Regions from separate parts of the Homo sapiens genome. Here region 1 is linked to region 2. A link is an interaction called in ENCODE POLR2A ChIA-PET data of the cell type or tissue named here. Cell type or tissue: Panc1. All regions are shown on one strand. Links, peaks and the distances in the headings refer to the core of each region. The heading gives the core; the rest is flanking DNA.

What was found. ChIA-PET counts read pairs that join two places held together with the same protein. Peaks named below come from ENCODE experiments on the same cell type or tissue, not always from the same donor. Only the 100,000 strongest peaks of a DNase experiment are listed, where the experiment ranks them.
Region 1: POLR2A ChIA-PET joins it to region 2 with 5 read pairs; 12 of 35 experiments call an interaction of 5 or more read pairs at or near these places.

What each region holds. Positions count from the first base shown.
Region 1 is chr6:112,026,997-112,037,435 of GRCh38, forward strand. No RefSeq gene overlaps it. Among named protein-coding and RNA genes, the nearest start is that of CCN6, 22 kb to the right of the region's middle. In Panc1, for the core only: CTCF peaks have their summits at 2,129, 2,410 (motif pointing left) and 2,615; a DNase peak (open chromatin) is centred at 2,405; H3K27me3 peaks cover 1,644 bases.
Region 2 is chr6:111,236,764-111,247,202 of GRCh38, forward strand. The region is part of intron 1 of SLC60A2-DT (SLC60A2 divergent transcript); the gene reads right to left. Among named protein-coding and RNA genes, the nearest start is that of SLC60A2-DT, 17 kb to the right of the region's middle. In Panc1, for the core only: no CTCF peak of the experiment used is centred there; a DNase peak (open chromatin) is centred at 5,882.

The sequences.
Region 1 (10,439 bases), core at 1,631-9,630, 790 kb after region 2:
CACAGTACTTTCCTGTTACTGAGCGATGAGAAGGATTCAAAGAAGGTAGAGTGAGGGAAAACCAAAATGGCTGCTTTCCTGTGCCCCTTCTGTTGTGATTTTCTGTGCAATGCCTCTCGCCCCTCTGCCCTACCTGAACTCTGTGTAGCTGGGGTCAAAGGTCAAGCTAGAAAACAAGCTGCTGGAAGTGTCACGGCTTACACAGGGGGCATCTGGAGTCTGTTTCTTCTCCAGGTGGAATCCTTCTTTATCTCAGTCTCCAAATACTGGAAATCACACTTTCGGTCACACTCTCCCTTCTCTCATCTTAAAGCTAAAGGCACAGATGGCCCAGAGCACTGGTAGGGCAGAGAACACACCCAGGACAACTCTCATTTGTGAGAGAAGCCAATCCCAAATGAGAAGGTGAGATCTGGGGCAGCCAGCATGGTGCAGAGAGTGCAGTGGGGGGCCAGAAACACATCCCAGCCTGGAGAGAGGCAGGACAGGCGCTGACCTCAACAGGAGGGGCAGCCAGGGAGAGCCTGGGCACACCAGAACCCAAACCCTATGGTCATGAACTGGTTTTCACTAGTTCCTGGATGCTAAGGAGGTGGGATTGCCTCTCAGAGACCCATGTCTACCATCTGAAGTTGTATGTTTAGGGATTTCTACATGAGCGGTATGGTAACATTCATCAAATTCTGATTCTGGTTTATTGGTCCAATCTTTTCCCAAAGGATGCTTTTGGTACATTCTTAAGGTCCTTAATTAAATAACCCTCCCAGGTGTCACTTTAGTTGGTTGCCTGGATGGAGTTGACCTTACCTAATAATTCAAATCTACTCAGTGGCCAAAGTGAGAAAACCCAGAAAACTACACACCTTCCAGAATGGAGCTTAAACAAGGCTTATTTCAGTCTGAGTCTATTACACGTTATACCCCCACTTTACAGCAGGGACTGAGTTGATAATTTCTTTAACCCGCATAACACCAAACACAATGTCTTGCACATGGTAGGCATTAAATACATATGTTGAATTAAACCACATGTTTTGACGTTGTCAGTGAAACCTGCATATACTTGGTAGGGGTTTTCAGACACCCTGTTCCATCTTGCCCCATAAGGCTCCCAAGATCTATGAATTTTGACTGTCTAACCACATCCTGTTGTGCATGGGTACTTGCAGCCAAGTGCTTGCAAAAGCAGTTAACACTAGTGATAAAAGATCACCCAAGATAATGTTCTATAATTGCCTCCAGAGTAGGAGAGCTATTGCTGCTATTGTTTGGAAATTAAGTACAAGCTGAGATTATCCTTCCTGAATTTAGAAGAAGGCAGATTCCAAAAGTGTCTCTCATAGAAAAAAATCTCAGCATTCAAATTGGACTTTAAACACTCACATCTTGACAGGCATGATATCTGATACACAGAGTAGATAGCCCCAGTTAAATAACATGCTGCAGATCCATGTGTAGATTCTAAATCTTAGTGAAAAGGTCAGAGGACTGCCACCCTCCTCGTGGGAGCTTTGAGTATCATGTGTCTGGGTGGTGAATTCCCAGGTTGGACTGGAGGGGTTTACTGTCCTCCAAGAGGCAAAAATTAGGAGAACTTGGCTTCAGTCTGCCTTTGCAATTGCCTGCCTCTTCTTTTCAATCCCCCCTCCCTTCCATCCAGCCCTCAGAACTCACTTTAAGAACGTGAGGGCCTCGAGGTCAAGAGATCGAGACCATCCTGGCCAACATGGTGAAACCCTGTCTCTACTAAAAATACAAAAATTAGCTGAGTGTGGTGGCATGCACCTGTAGTCCCAGCTACTCAGGAGGCTGAGGAAGGAGAATCGCTTGAACCCGGGAGGTGGAGGTTGCAGTGAGCTGAGATTGCGCCACTGCACTCCAGCCTGGGGACAGAGCGATGACCTCTGGGATATCTCCCTAGATACTGAAGTCGATGAAGCTTGGACAGAGTAATGGGTTTTGGATTTGAACTCAATGATTATATCTAAAAGTCACTACTGGCATCTCCTTCCTTTATATTGGACAAATAAAATGCAAACCCAACTGATACAGCTAAGAAGTATGGAATCCAGAGAAGCCACAGACTTACACCAGTGTGAAATGATCGTTCGGTCACGTGGCACAGAGAAAGTGCAAAAACATGGAGTCTTCGTGGAAAGGCCCTGCTTGAGCCTTTCTGTCTATCTGTTACACGTTTCCTTTCTCAAGCGTCTTACTGCTGGAGTCTCGCATTGTGGGAAAGGGAAGAGCTGTCGAAGAAAGGCCTTGATGTTCTTAACTGCTCCGAGGTTAAGAGCAGTTCAGACAAATTTAATGGAAAGACATTTAAAGGATCTATGGCAAGAATTATGCTTCCATTGTGTGCAGCCTGCTGAATTCACCGCAGCCATTTTGGACAACGCCCTCTGCTGGTGGTGGTTGCAGACTACTTGTTCATTAAGACAAGGACCTCTGCCCAAGTAGGTTTTTTCTTGTTACTATGTTGGAATGATTAAGATTGGGCTCGTCTACAAAGGGGCAGCTGCTTTAGAACTGGTCTGAGGGTCCGACAGATGTGTTCTGGTGTGGGTACAGATAGAAGGCAGGAGGAGTAATAGGAGAGAAATGCAAGGTGCCTGTAGTTCTGTCCAGGAAGTTTTCTGAAGACATTTCTTCTGCTGAAGACTTTGCTTAGGAGGCATCCTCCTTAAACCAGCACATTCTTCATCTGAAAGACTTTACTGTTTAAGATTCAGAAACCGGCTAATTTACTGCTCACTCTGCAAATGTTCTACCCGTTCTATGTCTTTGACTGTCAAGATAAATGAGATAGACTAGAAAGCATCTGAGAGTTAGGAAAGCACAAGGAATCATGGCATTTAAGGTGTGGTAGTAGTATGAATTTCTTTTGTTTTACAGAAGAGGCCTGTTTAGTAGGTCTCCTGCCTCCATGTCCTCTGTGGCCGCTCGCCCTGGATACATTTTTGGGTGGAAGGAGAATCTGTTTCTGTATTATTCTGCAATTAGCATGGCCTGGTCATTATGTCCCAAGCACTGTATTCTTCCAGCGTCTACTCCTCTGTTTCCAAGTGATCCAGTAGATCCAGGGAGGCAAAAGGTCACTGTCCTCATGGAAAGGTTAGACCTCTATCCATCCACAGTCTCAGAATAATTCTACAAAGATGTAAATATCATAATTGTGTTTGGGCACAATTTGAAACTTAGGACTGAATGATTTAGAGAGGATGACTGTGTCCTGGGTCTGGGACAATATGCTTACTTGAAATCATTCATGCAGGCATGCATTCAACAAATAGTTTCTGGACACCTACAGTTGCCAGACTATAATTAAAGGCCTCGGATCCACTCCTCTCCCTCTTCAGGCTTTTTGTGATATGGCCCCACCCTACCTATCGGATCTTTTTTCCCACTCAGGCATAACCTGCTTTACTGGCTCTCAAACAAGTGTGTGTCTGGAAGGTGTGTCGCTGCCCGCCAGCATGCTGTGTGTGCTGTCAGCCAGGCCTCCCATCTGAATGTCACTGGTCCTCAGCATGGTGCACACACAGCAGATCTCCAATAAATCTTTGGTTCATTGATTAATCTGTAAAGCTACCATTGTTGAGCATCTGCAAAATCATCAATAAGGAGTGTCTTAGCTCCCCGATGCGACAGAAACAGGACATATTGAGAAACAGAGGAATTTAAGGCAGTTTCTGCTTTGAATTTGAGACTGAAGCTAATTCAAAATGCTGTCAGAAATTTGGAACCATTTTGCTGGCTAGAACTTGCTAGTGAAGGCATAGAGAAGCGTGTTTCCTTTTCCTTAGGGCCCATTTATAACATCCTGGAAACTGTCCTTGGATCCTAAGTCTCTGCTCTCTGTGTGCTAAGGCCTCCCTCTCTAACCCCTCACCTCCTCTCTGTCAGTTTGCCCTCTCCCCTAGACAAAAATAAACCTCATTACTTTCCTGTAAGTCTTACCTTTCTCACCTCACCCAGACCACTGTCTAATTTTCTCCTTTCCTCTGGTTCTTGGAGTTCATTACCATCCTTTTTCCCATTCCCAGAGATGGCCTGAACTCTCACAAACATCAAAATGATCTTCCTCCAAAGTATTTACTAAGTGGCTTTCTGCATGCAGTGCTGTGCTGGACAAACACCAAATAAGTTCATAGAGCAAGGTCCACACCCTTCGGGTGTGTTGTCTTTCTGTAAAGGCCAACAGGGATGGGATGTCGAGAAGTTTTGGTTAGTTAATAAACACAGTACTTCTTTCTTTTCGTTTTATTTCTCTTGTGCATGACCTCTCTCTTTTGTCTGTAAAATGGGAACAAGATCACTTGCCTCACAGAGCTGTTTAGAGGAGTAAGTGAGGTAATTTACCCAAAAGTACTTGACAACTATAAAGTTCCCTTGTTTTTATTTTTACCACCTGGCATAATGCCTGGAATGTCAGGTGCTTGGTAATTCTTTTGTTGGAAGAATAAGTGAATGAAATTTTTAAAAGTCTCTGCACTCTGCTAGAATCAGGTTGGAAAGTGACCATACACACTCATGAAATACCATGAGAACCACATATAACAACACCTCACTTATTGAGATGCCTTTTTTGTGTAAAAGCAATTATCTGGAACATAGTTAAAAAGCAATGTTCCCAGAGCAGCCAGAAAAATGTCCTTGAACACATGTAACCAAGTGTATGCCCGTTATTCATTAAGAAGGTCTTGAAACAGAGGCTACTTCGTTTTAGAATTGTATTCATTCTTTTAACAAACCTGCTTCTCTGGGATCCCAGCCCTACAGCAACATTTTAGGGTAGAAATGGAAAGTGGAATCACCTGTTAAAGGGAACATATAGCTGACAGGAAGTATCACTGCAATATAGCCTTCTATAAAAATACATATTTTCAATAATGGCCATTTGTGATAAACTAAAGTCCAAACTAGATTTAGTATCTTCTGAAGTCATTCGTGTTAAATAATACATTTTAGATGTGTTAAAAAGGAAAGGAATATATGCTCTTAAAATATTAACTCCAGTGGTCAGAAAAAAGCAAGTTGCAAGTAGCGCGCAGCATGACTGTCAACAAATGGGAAAGGACACTGTCCAGGTTCAACACATAAGCGTTGGAGGCTCAAGCAGAGGCTACTCACAGTGGGTGCGTTCCCCTGGAGGGGAGAATTTGAGCAGTGGCAGCAGCTGTGGCAGCAGGTGCCTGCTGCTGCGCTCGGAAATACTCTCATTGCCTTGTCTGTATTAACACATTCAATTCTTGCAACTGACCTATCAGGTAGCCTTATTATTATTATCCTTTTCCAGATGAGAAACTGAGAAGAGAGAGGCTCAGTAACTTGCCCAAGGTCACACAGGAGTGGAAGTGAGCCTATGCTACTCATCACTGTGCTAATCGTTTCCCCAGGTTTTAAAAGAGAAGAATAAAATTCACTGGTGAGGAGAAGAATAACAGGAGCAATGCATTGAGCAGCGACGGCAATGGGAAAAGGAATTATTAAGATGATGCTTTAAAGTATTGGGAGATTTAAAAAGCTGCCATGTAGTTTTTTTGTAAGATAAAGAAAACTCCATGAAAAAAGTGTAGATAGGGTATTGCCTGAAGGATGCACTTAAAGAGACCATCATTCAGAAATGGGGTGACTATGTAACATGGGTGACTGTGATTTCATAAAGCTCTTGTTTCAGGTGAGTGTGTTGGGATCTGGTATAAAATATTTTTCTTCCTGGGAATCCAGTCAAGAGACTTTGAAAGTGCTTGCTCTATAAAGTTAGATGCCCCACAGGGACAAAGCTGGCAGGAGTGGCCAGGGACCGTGGGTCAGATTTGGTGTCACATTGCTCACTGATTCCATTTGCTCCAGTGACTCCTTCTGACTTAGTAGTTCCATCTGCCTTGCCTGCTCGTATTTGCAAAGGGAGGGACCATATCTGACCCAAGTGCTCAGGAAAGCATCCAGATGTGTGTACGTTTGCAAAGCTGTTCTTACTGGATACTGTGTAAATGCGCAGAAGACCGCTCATGAGATAATACATTGAGGGAGAGCTTACTATGTTAAGGGCCCTATGTTAGGAGACCGAGTTCTGCCATTTTTGGTTTAACAAATAGATATCTGATGTAACAATTTCAAATGGCAGAGAGAAAAATTTTATTTGAAAGGAGAGAAAGAAAACAAATCCCTTCCCCTCTCTATCCCATCCCTCGTATATCCCTTCCCCCCGTATATCCCTTCCCTCGTATATCCCATCCCCCGTATATACTTTCCCCCATATATCTCTTCCCCCGTATATCCTGTCCCCCGTATATCCCATATCCCTTCCCCTGTCTATCCTTTCCCCTGTCTATCCCTTCCCCTGTCTATCCCTTCCCCTGTCTATCCCTTCCCCTGTCTATCCTTTCCCCTGTCTATCCCTTCCCCTGTCTATCCCTTCCCCTGTCTATCCCTTCCCCTGTCTATCCCTTCCCATGTCTATCCCTTCCCCTGTCTATCCCTTCCCGTCTATCCCTTCCCCTGTCTATCCCTTCCCCTGTCTATCCCTTCCCCTGTCTATCCCTTCCCCTGTCTATCCTTTCCCCTGTATATCTCTTCCCCTGTCTATCCCTTCCCTTGTCTATCCCTTCCCCGTCTATCCCTTCCTCTGTCTATCCCTTCCCTTGTGTATCCTTTCCCTATATATCCCTTCCCCTGTATATCTCTTCCCCTGTATATCTATCGCTTCCTCTGTATATCTCTTCCATTGTATATCCCTTCCCCTGTATATCTGCAGCTTGACAAGCTTCAGTTTGAGGGCTGGCTTTAAGTCTGTTTTCATTTCCAGTGGGTACGCTTCGAGTTGGCACACAAATTCAATGTGTGAATGGTGTGGGAGTTAAGAAAGTTGCATTGCTATTTCTCTTTTCAAAATTAACAGTGGAATCCTTATGTGAGCCGTGTAGGCTCCGGAATGTGCCACACACTGTTCTCTAACTGCATAATTAGGGAGTTCTCCATAATAAAGTAGTCCTCATTCTTGCCAAAATTGGTGCCCCTCCTCCACACCCTCCTCTGAGAGGCAGGAGACTGACAGCTGCTCTGCAGGCTTCCCCAGCTCCTGTAATTTCACTGTCAATGTAGCCTCCACATCCTGGCTATAGGGTTTCTCAGGTGAGGCTTACTGATTGAGTCTGCCTGCTCTGAAGTCCCTGTCCCCTTTAGTTTCCTGGCTTTTCTGAATTCACCATGAATACCTCCCTGATCTACATTCTGTGCACATACACTCCTTGGCAAGTTCAGTTCCCAGTGGCTTTCTGCTACCCTTTATAGAGAAGACCTTTCTACACAAATGTGGTCCTTCAACCAGCAGAAGTGGCATCATGGGAGCATATTAGAAATGCAGATTCCAAGGGCCACCCCAGCCCTACTTGATCAGAACCTGCAGTCTAACGAGCTCCCCCAGATGATTTGTGTGCACACTGCAGTCTGAGGCGTGCTGGGTGTATACTTGGGAGCAGATCAGAAGGCAGCCTAGGTTTCTATCTTCAGTCTTGGTCAACCAATCAACTAATCATCTAATTAAGGACTACCTTCCTATAAGGATCATCTTTGGTATGCTAACTGTGGAAATCAGAGTAATAAAAAGGTACCAGCCCTGGGGGCTCCCAAGTAAAAACTTTTCTCATGGCGATTGCAAGATTAAGGACAGTAACATGGCCCAGGAAAGTAGGAACATGGGAGACATCTGATAATTCTGTGGCCCCTGCGAATGCAGAGGCTGTAATGCAGTTTAGGCTCCTGCAGTGACCTATCGGGCTTGTCTTACAAGCACTTACTGTGGTCAGTGCTGACAGCAGAGAAAAAGACATCTGATTTTGGTTTTTGATAAAAAGCCATGGCTGGGGCAGGTGGGTGTGCAGGCAGGCCCTGTGTCCTGTTGTGGCCTTCGCATGGGTAATTTAAAATCTCTTCAAGAAATTCATCAACTAGAAATTTCTAACTATAAAATTATGAAGAAATCATTCCTCAAGGATATACTGACCACATATTTAAAGTGTTTCTTTTAGGCTGGGTGCAGTGGCTCATGTCTGTAATCCCAGCACTTTGGGAGGCCGAGGTGAGTAGATCACCTGAGGCCAGGAGTTCGAGATCAGCCTGGCCAACTTGGTGAAACCCTGACTCTACTAAAAATACAAAAATTAGCCAGGTGTGGTGGCAGGTGCCTGTAGTCCCAGCTACTCTGGAGGCTGAGGCATGAGAATCGTTTGAGTCCAGGGGGCGGAGGTTGCAGTGAGCCAAGATCGCACAGCTGCACTCCAGTCTGGATGACAGAGCATGACTCTGCCTCAAAAATAAAAATAAAATAATAATAATAAAAACAAATTGAAAAATAAAGTATTCCTTTTAGGTTCTTAAAGTCCTGTTTGGCGCTTCACTTTCCTATGCTTCTATCATCCAACATGCTTTCAAGGTTATTAATTCTTTAGAAATGTGTTTCCATTAACTTCTTTCATTTCCTTTCCTGTGCCATCCCTAAAGTCCAAGCTATTATAACTTCTAATTATATCAGTTATGAGATGACTACTTGTTTCCACAGTATTTCCCCAAACACATCTTAAGACTGTCTTTAGCTGCACAGAGTTTCCTAAGATGATGTTTATCAGGCTACTTTCCTGTTTCATAACCACAGTGATGTTCCATCTAAATGACTCTCCTTTATCTTCAGTGCTTCGGTGACCTGGCCTCATGTCACCCGGACAAACTTGGCATGTACATCCAAAATATTAATCAAGATTTCTTTCCTAATATCATCTCTTGGCAAATAGAAAGTCACTTTAGATATGTCTTTACAAAGCTGGGTGCCTTTTGAAAAGCACTGGTAATGTGTGTATTTTCTCTACTACTTTATTTGGAAAAAAAGTTCACTGCTTGGGGATCACATTTTAGACTGAAATCAGTGCTAGCTTGGGATGCTTATTGAGGTTACCTGTTCGAACAAAAAAAATGTAGGAAAAGACATCAAATACTAGTAATTACTTCTGGGAGTGTGATCTTACTTCTAAGATTTTAAAAGTGATTATTTTTGAAAGATTACTTAAAAAATACAGTAAGAAGGTACTTTGTGGAGATCATGAGTATGCAACTACAGGAAAAAGGTTATAAAAGCTAATCTAATGGGGTGGAACTGGTAAATCGTGGCTTGGATAAAATATTTAATAACAGCTTCATCCATGGATTGAAGTAATGCCATATATCCAATATCTTAGATGACTGTAGAGATGAGGTACTCTGTAAAATTGTGATAGATGACTCAAAATATGGCCTTAAGGGATCATGGTGATTCACGAGAAGAGTTTCAAAAACTGATGTATAAAATGTGATGGAGAAAAGTATTGTTTGTATGTTGTATAAGATATGACTGTAAACAAGCATGTGCATTCAAGGAAAGCCTTGCTGCCCACACATTGACACCATCAGGGCCTTCCTCAGCAGGGTTAGCTACTAGGCCTCCCTAGGCCGAGGTCTCACTATTGGGCCAGTCCACATCAGGTGACCAAGCAAGGTAAAGACATAAGGCCCTGGCCACTTTGGCTTCACTGAGGGTAACTCTGGTAGGCAACATTTGCTCCAGAGCTCTTTGCAGGGTTAGTGGCGTCTTTGTCAGGCTTGTTTCACAGTTTAATATCTTCCTCTGCTAAATCCTGCTTCTTTTCTCTTTCTTTGACAGGTATTGATCTCTAAAAAGTATTTCACATTCCAAACTCCATCTCAGCATCTGTTTCTGGAGAATTCAGTTTGTAACAGCATGGGTGCTACATTAATAAATATTACAAGGAGATGTTGATTAATTTATCTACCTCCTTACCAGTTTACACATTCAGGTTGGCTACTAAAATTTTTCTTTAAAAATTATCTCATTGGGAAAACTGGGTATCACCTTATGAATAAGGTCATTTTTTATTGCATACACTCAGTATTCCCATTGATACTGTATTGAGGCTGGTCCACTCACTGTCCCTCTTGCCCCATGCCCTATCCCCATATCATACCCCATTGCACTCATTCCTGCTCTTAGGTTCTGGCTCATGCCAATTCCTCAAAGTAAATTTCTGTTCTTCTGCTCTCTTGCACATGTAGACCCTACTCATTCTTCAAGGTCTTCAAAGAAAGTACCACTTCCTCCACAAAGGCCTCTTTGACTTATGTAGCCTTCTCTTTTATTCCTTAATTTTAAAAAAATTAAATGTTATTTTGTTTTAAAAATGCAACTCAGTTCAGTGCAGCTATTTTCTAATTGTTTCATGTGAATTATATCTCCCAGTAACTAATACAGCACAGAGAGCATAAGGTAGTTACCTGTAAAAACACTAGTCAATTGATAAATATTAAGGAATATCCAAAAAGTTTAAAGTTTAAATTATACCCTGAGAGAGCAATATGTTCCAAAGCCTGTTTCCGGGATTTTCCTT
Region 2 (10,439 bases), core at 1,189-9,188:
CCCCCTTCCCAACTTAATTTTTTCTTCTTAGCAGTTATCACTAGCATACCATTTATTTTATTTCTCTTTTTTTTTTTGTGAGACAGGGTCTCACTCTGTTGCCCAGGCTGGAGTGCAGTGGTGCAATCGTGGCTCACTGCAACCTCCATCTCCTGGGATCCAGCGATCCTCCCACCTCAGCCTCCTGAAAAGCAGGGACTGCAGGTATGTGCCATGCCTGGCTAATTTTTTTAATTTTTAATTTTTTATAGAGATGAGGTCTTACTATGTTGCCCAGGCTGGTCTTGACCTCCTGGCCTCAAGTGATCCTCCCACCTTGGCTTCCCAAAGTACTGGGATTACACACATGAGCCACCATGCCTGGTCTTATTTATTTATTTTGTTTGTTTGTTTTTGGGTTTTCCTTGAGACAGGGTCACACTCAGTCACCCAGACAAAAATGCAGTGGCTTGATCACAGCTCACTGCAGCCTCAAACCCCTGGCTTCAAGGGATCCTCCCACCTCAGCCTCCGGAGTAGCTGGGACCACAGGCATGTACCACAAAGCCTGGCTAATTTTTTGATTTTTTGTAGAGACAGAATTTCACTCTATTGCCCAGGCTGAACTTGACCTCCTGGGCTCAAGTGATCCTCCCACCTGGGCCTCCCAAAGTGCTGGGATCCCAGGTATGAACCACCATGCACAGTTTATTTATCTTTATTGTCTCCCCAATTAGACTGCAAGTTCCACAAAGGTAGAGCTTTTTGTCTGTTTTATCTTTTCATCTCCAACATTCAGAAAAGTGCCTGGCACAGAATAAGTGCTCAATGATGATTTTTTGAATAAATGAATGGTGTCCAAACTTGTCAGGACGAACATGTTGACTTTATTTTAGTGCTTTTAAGGATTTCCTTTGAAAACTTAGCCAGTGCAACTCAGCCAGTGCAGCTGGAGTGAGTCCGTGGTATCAGTGTTGAAACCAGGGGGAGCTTGGCTGGCATGGCTGCTCCAGGGCCAAGGAGAAGGCCACACAATTGGGAGATTGAGTCTATTTACAGGGGCTTGAACAAATAAATACATATATTAAGGAAATGGGAGCTAGGTTTCTCACTACTGGAGTAGGGAGGTACATATGTGGAAGGTGTAAAGTGAATAAACACTATGGTGATGGATTGGAATTGGGAAATGTGGTGTGAGTGTGTGTGTGTGTGTAGTCATGCATGTGTTTCCTAACTCTGTCCACAGAGAGGGTCTAGAAGCAATGACACTACAGTAACAACTCTGAGTATACCTCCATATTAAACAGCAGAGACTCAGATGACAGATACTTCACTAAAGAGAAGCTCCTGTATAAATTTTAAACCTAAAATAGAATGCTAGCGTAACGGAACTGAAGGGACTCTCATGGAAAACCTACAGTGCCTTCTAATCTTACAGGAATGAAAAGCTCATCTTGAGACATTAAACAAGAAGAAAAATTACTCATACTTTATCATTACAGACTATATCCCTTTAGACTATATTTACGGATATTTATGGAAATGATTTGTAGAAGTGCTACACATACTATTCTGCAATATGCTTTTTTCACTTAAGACTTGTAACATCTTTCTATGTCATATCCTTTATGACTTTTTTTTTTTGGTTAGTGACAAAAACCAAAATCAAATCAAACTGGTTTAAGAAAAAGAGTGAAAAGTCCAGGTGCTTTCTTTTTGGTAGGCATTGTTCAAGGGACCTCTTTCCCACAACTCCAAGCTATCCTTTGTATCAACTCTAGCAGATGAAAAAGAACTTCCCTCTCCCAATCTTTTGCACAAAAAGTCCTGGGATCAAAACGCACTGGTCTAACATAGGTCAGGTGCCCATCTTGGAACCCATCACTGAGCCAGGAGTCAGGAGATGCTGACTCAACAGACATGAATCATGCCGCCCTGAAGTGGGGTAATGGCTAACTCACTTCCTGAAATGAGATGAGGAAGGGTGGTGGTCCCCTCAAAGAAAACTAGGGTCCTGTTGCCTGGAAAAGTGAATGGATTCTGTGCAGAAAAATAACAGAAGTTTACCACATGTGTCATTCAGTATAATTCTACATCATTATTTTGATGGTTTCCACAGTTATCCCATGAAATGGATGAATCTTTAATTTGTTGTAACTCTATCATTGGACATGTAGATTTGTTTCCTGTTTCACAGTGATAAACACCATTGCTATGAACACTCTAATAGCGAAATCTTTATACTCATCTTTATTTCCTTTAGGCAAAATTCCTAGTGGTAGAATTTCTGAGTAGAAGGGTTAGTATTTTTGCCTTTGCTGTGTTTTGTCAAGTTGCGTTACTATATGCTTTCTCTGAACCTTCATAATATTATATACTGTTATTTTTTTAATTACAGAGACTGAACAGTTTACAGATTTTAAAAAGCCTTCATTTAAAAATTGCATTTGGGTTTTTTTTTTTGAATTGTGGTAAATATACATAAGATTTACCATTTTATATAACCTTTTTTTTGGGAGGGGGATGGGGTCTTACTATGCAGCCAGGCTGGTCTCAAATTCGTGGGCTCTAGCAATCTTCCCACTTCATCCTCCAGAGTAGCTGGAACTATAGCTATATGCCACTACACCAGCCTCACTTTAATCATTTTTAAGTGTACTATAGCATTATGTACGTTGCCATTGTTGTAACTATCACTACCATCTCCAGAACTTTTCATCTTCCCAAACTGAAACTCCATACCCATTAAACACTAACTCCCCATTTCCCCCCGCCACTGCTCAGTTCTTGTCAATCACCATTCTACTTTCTGTCTCTACGAATCTGACTGCTCTAGAACCTTATATCATGAAATCATACAGCATTTGTCTAAATTTGCATTTTTATTACTAATAAGTGTAATTTTTCTCATAAATCACTCAGCTATTTGCACTTCCTCTTTGGGGGTTTGTTCTTCTCCTTTGTTTATTTTTCTGTTCGGGAACTTTGTGAACTTTCTTCGTATGCTGTATTAGCTGTGACTCTCATATGTATTGCTAAAAGTTTTCCCTATTTGTTATTTGTCTTTTTACACTGATTATGGTGTTTTTAATTTTTTTTTAATTTAAATTTTTATTTTATTGGGCAGCCTCCTGAGCCAGAGTAGGCCCAGAGAGACTCCTGCAGTTATTTTTTTTTTTTTTAGTTAAAATTTTCATTTTATGGATTCTGTCTTAGTCCTTTTGGGCTATTATAACAAAATACCTTAGACTGGGTTACTTATTTATTTATTGAGACAGGATCTCACTCTGTCACCCAAGCTATAGTGCAGTGGCATGATCATGGCTCACTGGAGCCTTGACCTTCCAGGCTCAATCCATCCTCCCGCCTCAGCCTCCCAGGTAGCTGGGACCACAGGCATGTGCCACCACACTTACCTAATTTTTGTATTTTCTTTAGAGATGGGGTCTCACTATGTTGCCCAGGCTGGTCTCAAACTCCTGAGCTCAAGCAATCCATTTGCCTCGGCCTCCCATCAAGTGCTGAGATTACAGGCGTAAGCCACCATGCCCAGCTAAACTGGGTAATTTATTACTTTATTATTAGTGGTATTATTATTATTGAGACAGAGTCTCGCTCTGTCACCCAGGTTGTAGTGCACTGGCACAATCTCGGCTCACTGCAGCTTCCGCCTCCCGGGCTCAAGCAATTCTCCTGCCTCAGCCTCCTGAGTGGCTGGGATTATAGGTGCCCACCACCATACCCGGCTAATTTTTTTTTTTATTTTAGTAGATATGGGGTTTCAGCATGTTGGCCAGGATGATCTCGAACTCCTGATCTCAGGTGATTCACCTGCCTTGGCCTTCCAAAGTGCTGGGATTACAGGCGTGAGCCACCACGCCCAGCCTAGACTGGGTAGTTTATAAACAATGGAAATGTATTGCACACAGTTCTGGAGGCTGAGCAGCCCAAGGTCAAGTTACCGACAGACTGAGCATCTGGTAAGAGCTTGCCTTCCCTGCTTCAAAGATGACACCTTGTTGAGTTCTCACATAGTGGAAGGGCAAGCTAGCTCCTTTCAGTCTGTTTTATAAGGGTGCTGATCTCCTTCCTGAACACTCTGCCCTCATAACTTAATCATCTCCTAAAGGTCCCACCTCCTTTTTTTTTTTTTTTTTTTTTGAGACAGAGTCTCGCTCTGTCACCCAGGCTGGAGTGCAGTGGCATGATCTCAGCTCTCACTGCAACCTCGACCTCCTGGGTTCAAGCGATTTTTGTGCCTCAGACTCCTGAGTAACTGGGATTATAGGCTTGTGCCACCATGTCCAGCTAATTTTTGTATATTTTAGTAGAGACAGGTTTCACCATGTTAACCAGGCTGGTCTTGAACTACTGACCTCAGGTGATCTGCCTGCCTCGGCCTCCCAAATTGCTGGGATTACAGGCATGAGCCACCGTACCTGGTCAACACCTCTTGATACTATCACATTGGTGATCAAGTATCAACATATGAATTTGGTGGGGGACACATTCAGACCACAGCACTGTCATTGTTGACGTGTTTAGAAAGGCCTTCCCCACTCTTCTATATAAATACATTCTTAAAACTCCTTCTGATATATTTATGGCTTCATTTTTACATTAAATCTCTAAGTTATTATTGATTTTGATATATGGTATAAAGTTGAATTCTAACCATTTTTTAAAAAGTACAATTGGGCGGCCGGGCGCGGTGGCTCATGCCTGTAATCCCAACACTTTGGGAGGCCAAGGCGGGAGGATCACGAGGTCAGGAGATCGAGACCACCCTGGCTAACACGGTGAAACCCCGTCTCTACTAAAAATACAAAAAATTAGCCAGGCGTGGTGGCGGGCGCCTGAAGTCCCAGCTACTTGGGAGGCTGAGGCAGGAGAATGGCCTGAACCCAGGAGGCGGAGCTTGCAGTGAGCCGAGATTGCACCATTGCACTCCAGCTGGGTAACAGAGCGAGACTCCGTCTCAAAAAAAAAAAAAAAAAAGGTACAATTGAGCTGGGTGTGGTGGCTCACACCTATAATCCCAGCACTTTGGGAGACCGGGGCAGGCAGATAGCTTGGGCCTAGGAGTTCAAGACCAGCCTGGGCAACACAGTAAAATCCTGTCTGTACAAAAGATACAAAAATTAGCCAGGTGTGGTGGTGTGCACCTGTTGTCCCAGCTACTAGGGAGGCTAAGGTGGGAGGATTGATTGAGCCTGGGAGGCAGAGGCTGCAGTGAGCCAAGGTCATGCAACTGCACTCCAGCCTGGGTGGCAGAGTGAAAACCTGTCTTAAAAAAAAAAATGGCCATTGAACAATGCAGGGGTTGGGGTCCCTACACTCCATGCAGTCGAAAATCCATGCATAATGTTTGACTCCCCCAAAACTTAACTCCTAATAGCCTGTTATTGACCAGAGCCTTACTGATAACATAAACAGTCAACTAACACATATTTTGTATATGTATCATATACTGTATTCTTAAGATAGAAAAAAGAAAATGTCATTAAGAAAACCTTTTTATGTTTTTGTTTTTAAGACGGTCTTGCTCTGTCACCCAGGATGCAGTGCAGTGGCTCAGTCATGGCTCACTGCAGCCTTGACCTCCTGGGCTCAAGCAATCCTCCCACCTCAGCCTCCAGAGAAGCTGAAACCACGGGCACGTGCCACCATGCCTGGCTATTTTTTTTTTTTTTTGGTAGAGATGGGAGATCTCACTATGTTACCTAGGCTAGTCTCGAACTCCTGGGCTCAAGCAATCCTCTTGCCTCGGCCTTCCAAAGTGCTGGGATTACAGATGTGAGCCACTGTGCCCAGCTATGAAAATCTTAAGAGAAAATGCATGTACAGTATTTTACTGTATTCATCAAACCAAGTTCACATTGTCTGTTTACAAGATGAATCATCTGTCTGAAATGGTCAGCGCCTGTGGCTGCAGACCTCAATCGAAGGTTCATATCAAGGAGTTCAGCTTTTTCTTGTGATATCATGACTTTTATCTGCTTCTTGAGTGCACTTCAGGCATCACTAATGGCACTTTGTATGGGTCCCATGGTGTTATTCAAGGTTTACAGTATTGCACTTGTCAACTGAAGAACGATGGAGGTTCATACATTTGGAAAGGAGAGCTTTCTTATAAAGGGTTGCAGCTTGCAGGGTGGCCATTCTGACAGGCTGGAAAGAACAGCCTCCAGCCAGAAGCCAAAAACAGACACTTTGACAGGGGGAAGAGTATGACAGAGATTTGCTGAAGCAGGTGGCCAAATATACATACTTAATAAGCTATAGGAGGAGTTATGATTATTTATGAAAGGAGAAACACACACATGCACAATAGAGCTTCATGCTTCTCCATGGGACCCATGTTCAAAAAGTGGCAGTGTTAGCACCCTCCATCCAAGGGTGGAGTTTTTGGCCCTCTGATTTCAAGTGGTGAAGCAGACAACACGAAAACCTCTCTGCTCATCCTTGGTAGACTGGCCAGAGCCACTCTGTGGACCCTGGTCTCTTATGAGGAAGGAAAGCTTTGTCCAAACTGCCAAATGGAAGGGCAGCGACAGGTGGTTGGTGGCTATCAGCAGTGGAGCAAGTCTCTCAGAAGGGCTGGCTTCTCTGTAACCCTTAAGGAAGAAAACCTAAGAGCAGTTAGAGCAGGAGCAGGTGTAATGAGGCCCCCATCTCGTCACAGCTGGAACTGAGTTTTGGCCGAGAAAGGAGTCTGTTTAGTTGGTTGGGGGGCTTAGGATTTCATTTTTCTCACACTAAACACACACAAAAAATGCAAGAACTGAGAGAAATTAGTTTTTACTTCAATGGAATTTACTGGAGAGATGAACTGGGCAAGTGGAGATGACCGACGAGCGTCACACAACGTTTTGGGTGGATACTCACAACACTGGAGCCCACCACGACAACAACGAGAGGCAGCTGCAAAATTATTCCAGCAGTACAGTGTGTACTACAGTGAGTTGTATGCAGTTATGATTTAATACTGCATCTTCACATTTGTTTCCATTTCTCTGGACTGCAAATGGCGCCATGTGTAGTCTGATGTTTGTGTGTGTAAATTTTGATACATTTTAACATTTTAATAATAGATTTGTGTATATTTTATGGTAGTAAATGATAAAAATAGACAAGTGTCTACATATTTTTATGCGTTGATGACATACCTAACATTTTCTTTTTTCCATATTTCTAGGCTATGTGATTTGTCTGCAAGTTTTTTATAATTGTTGCAAATATCCCCCCAAAATTTCCATATATTTATTGAAAAAAATTCACATATAAGTGGACTCATGCAGTTCAAATTTGTGCTGTTGAAGGGTCAACTGGATTTTTCCAGTTTTCTTGATACTAGTTACTACTCACTGAATAATTCATCTTCTCCTCCTTCCCCCACTCCAACAGTATATAATAGTTTTCTTCTATTTACAATGACAGAATTAACATATTTTTTCCTCCATCTCCCCCTCTCTATCACCTGATTTTAGTAATATTATCTTTCTTCATGTTTACCTCTAATTATTTTACCTCTGTATTATTCCATTTTATACTTATAACTCTACTATTCATTTAATTAGCTTTAAGTAATAACTTTTCACCTCTAGTTATTAAAGATGAGGAATCAGTATACTTTATTTCATATATATAATTTTTAATTGTTTAGAGATGGGGTCTTACTATTTTGCTCAGGCTAGTCTCAAATTCCTGAGCTCAAACAATCCTCCTGCCTCAGCCCCCCAAGTAGCTAGGATTACAGACACACACCATAGTATCCAGCAAACAAACAAAAAAATCAGTATATTTTCATCCTTTTCCATCCATTGCTTTCCACTTTTTATTGCTCTATCATTTCTACATCATCAGGGCTAATAACATTTAAATTCCATCTTTCCACCGTAATCCTCATATTTGTCTTTGTCCTGTGATTTGCATCAAAGCTCACTGCCAATCCCGTCTGCAGTTGTTTCTCCACTCATCTCTTGTTCTACTGAACCTTCTAACATTTCTCAAATGGATTTATGAAAATAATATTCCAAGAGTTCTTTCATCTTCAAACTATTTATCTTTTGTCTTTACACCTGAAAATATTTGGCTCATGTTTTCTTTCCTATGGGATTTTGTAGCCATTTCTCAAAAATCTTCCAGCATTGAAGTTTGCTATGGAAAAAGACAGAGGCTAGCCTTTGGATTACTTCCTTCACATCATGCCAAGGAAGCTCCAGCATTTCAACCTCATTAACTGTAGACCACCAGTGAGTCGAAATTTTTAGTCAACCAACCAAGTAAGCTTTTACAGCCATCTCCAGCTGCATGGACTGACACTTTGAACCTGCAGTCCCTAGTAAAGTGTATCCATAGCAGTGAATTCAGCTGGATCTAGTGTTCTATTCTGTTTTCCTTGGTTTAATACCTTTAGCATCCACTTCCACACATTCACCAGGTTTCCATTCATATATATTAACAAAATATTGCAGTTATTTTGGTGTTATTTCCTCCTGGATCATAGTGTGTACCTGCCCACCTGGAGATGTCAAGATTTGATCCTAGTTATGGGGCTAGTGGCAATAAAGGATGGTTATCATGGGTCTTGAAGAGAATGGGCATCCTCTTCCAAGGTGTCTGCCCCAAGTGACATTATCACAAGGTTTTCAAACAAAGACTAGTCTCTTCAGATACTGGAGAGCAAACAACTTTCATTGGTGAGGCTCTACTGCCTAGCAATTGCCATTCTTCATCCTATGCGTACAAATCCAAAAGAGCTTTGGTGCTTAAGAAGAAAAAAAAGTACCTCTGAATGTCTTATGATATATGAACTTTTATCAAGAAGTAACTTGGAAAAGAAGACTTTTATCTAGAATCCTCGTAGCATTTAGAGAGAATACCACTCTCTTCTGTTGCCCTGGCCATTTGAGCATTCTCAGCAAATAGTATTTTCTGAAAAGATGCTAAATGTATTAAACCTTTGAGTTTAATGATTTGAGTCTCAAATGATGCTAAAGGTATTAAACCTTTGATGCTAAAGGTATTAAACCTTTGAGGCAGATGCTTTTTATCTTGTGATTCTCAATTGAAGGAGCAGTTAAAAAAAAAAAAAAGATGAAGCCGGATGTGGTGGCTCATACCTGTAATCCCAGCACTTTGGGAGGCCAAGGCCAGTGGATCACGAGGTCAGCAGATCGAGACCATCCTAGCCAACATGGTGAAACCCCTTCTCTACAAAAAATAAAAAAATTAGCTGGGCGTGGTGGCGCGCACCTGCAGTCCCTGCTACTTGGAAGGCTGAGGCAGGAGAATCGCTTGAACCTAGGAGGTGGAGGTTTCAGGGAGCCAAGGTCGCACCACTGCACTCCAGCCTGTTGACAGAGCGAGACTCTGTCTTCAATAAATAAATAAAAAACATGAAGTCCTGCAGGCTGCAGGGGGTGCTTTGAAAATGTGTGAGGGTGTCATAGTAACTCTGCTATTAGCATTTAGTGGGCAGAGGCTCAACATGCTAGAGCTCCACATGTGTGGGATAGTCCCACATACTGTCCAATTTTTGAATGTCCTGCCAAATATTCATATGAAGGAAAAATATTTCTTTTTGATTATCTGAGCCCAGACTCTCTCTTGTACATATAGGCACCAAGTATTTTTAGCATAGTTTCAATAAATGAGTTTTCCAAGAAAGTAAAATATCATGTAACACAAGGGAAGGTTGCGTTTTGTTTTAGGTTCTCCATTTTGGAAAATCATCAAGGGCAATAACGTCACTCGTGGTATTTGAGTAGTTGATACTCACCTACTACAACTCAGTCTGTATGTATAACGTTGCACTTACAGTGATTGTTCTCTACCTATATTAATATATTTATTCAGTCCTTATTTCACTAATTATGAAGAAAAGTATCAATATTCAGTTGGATATTTCAAATTAGGTCTTATATCTTTGTCCACAAATGAACAGTTACCAATATTTCCATTTTGTTAACATGTTTTTCTCTCAGGAAGCAATGAAACCATGAAGATTAAGTGACCACTTTACAAAGAAACAGAGCAATAAGTTGGCAGAGATACAGCATCCTGAGAACTTTGAAAGCTGTCTTACTATCATTGGAATGTTTAACAAATTTTTCCTAATCAGAAAGATGGTTTTATTGTTTCTTTCAGAATAGCACAATGATTGAAAAATGTGGTAAGCCACACAATGTTAAGGCAAAATTGATTTTGCCGGCTGTGTAAGAGGTTATTAGTATGAAGATAAAAAGAAATCAAATTGAAATGATTTATCCTATGTCATTGAGCAATGTTACTGTTTCAATAATTGAGATGGCGAAAAAGATTTTGGAAAATTAGGCATGTTATGACTTGCAGGCAAGTCAGTTTCATTACAAATGGATGAAAGCATTCTGCATGATAATTAAATTAATATTTATTACATGCATATGTAATATTCATAAGGATTTTTTTTTTTTTTT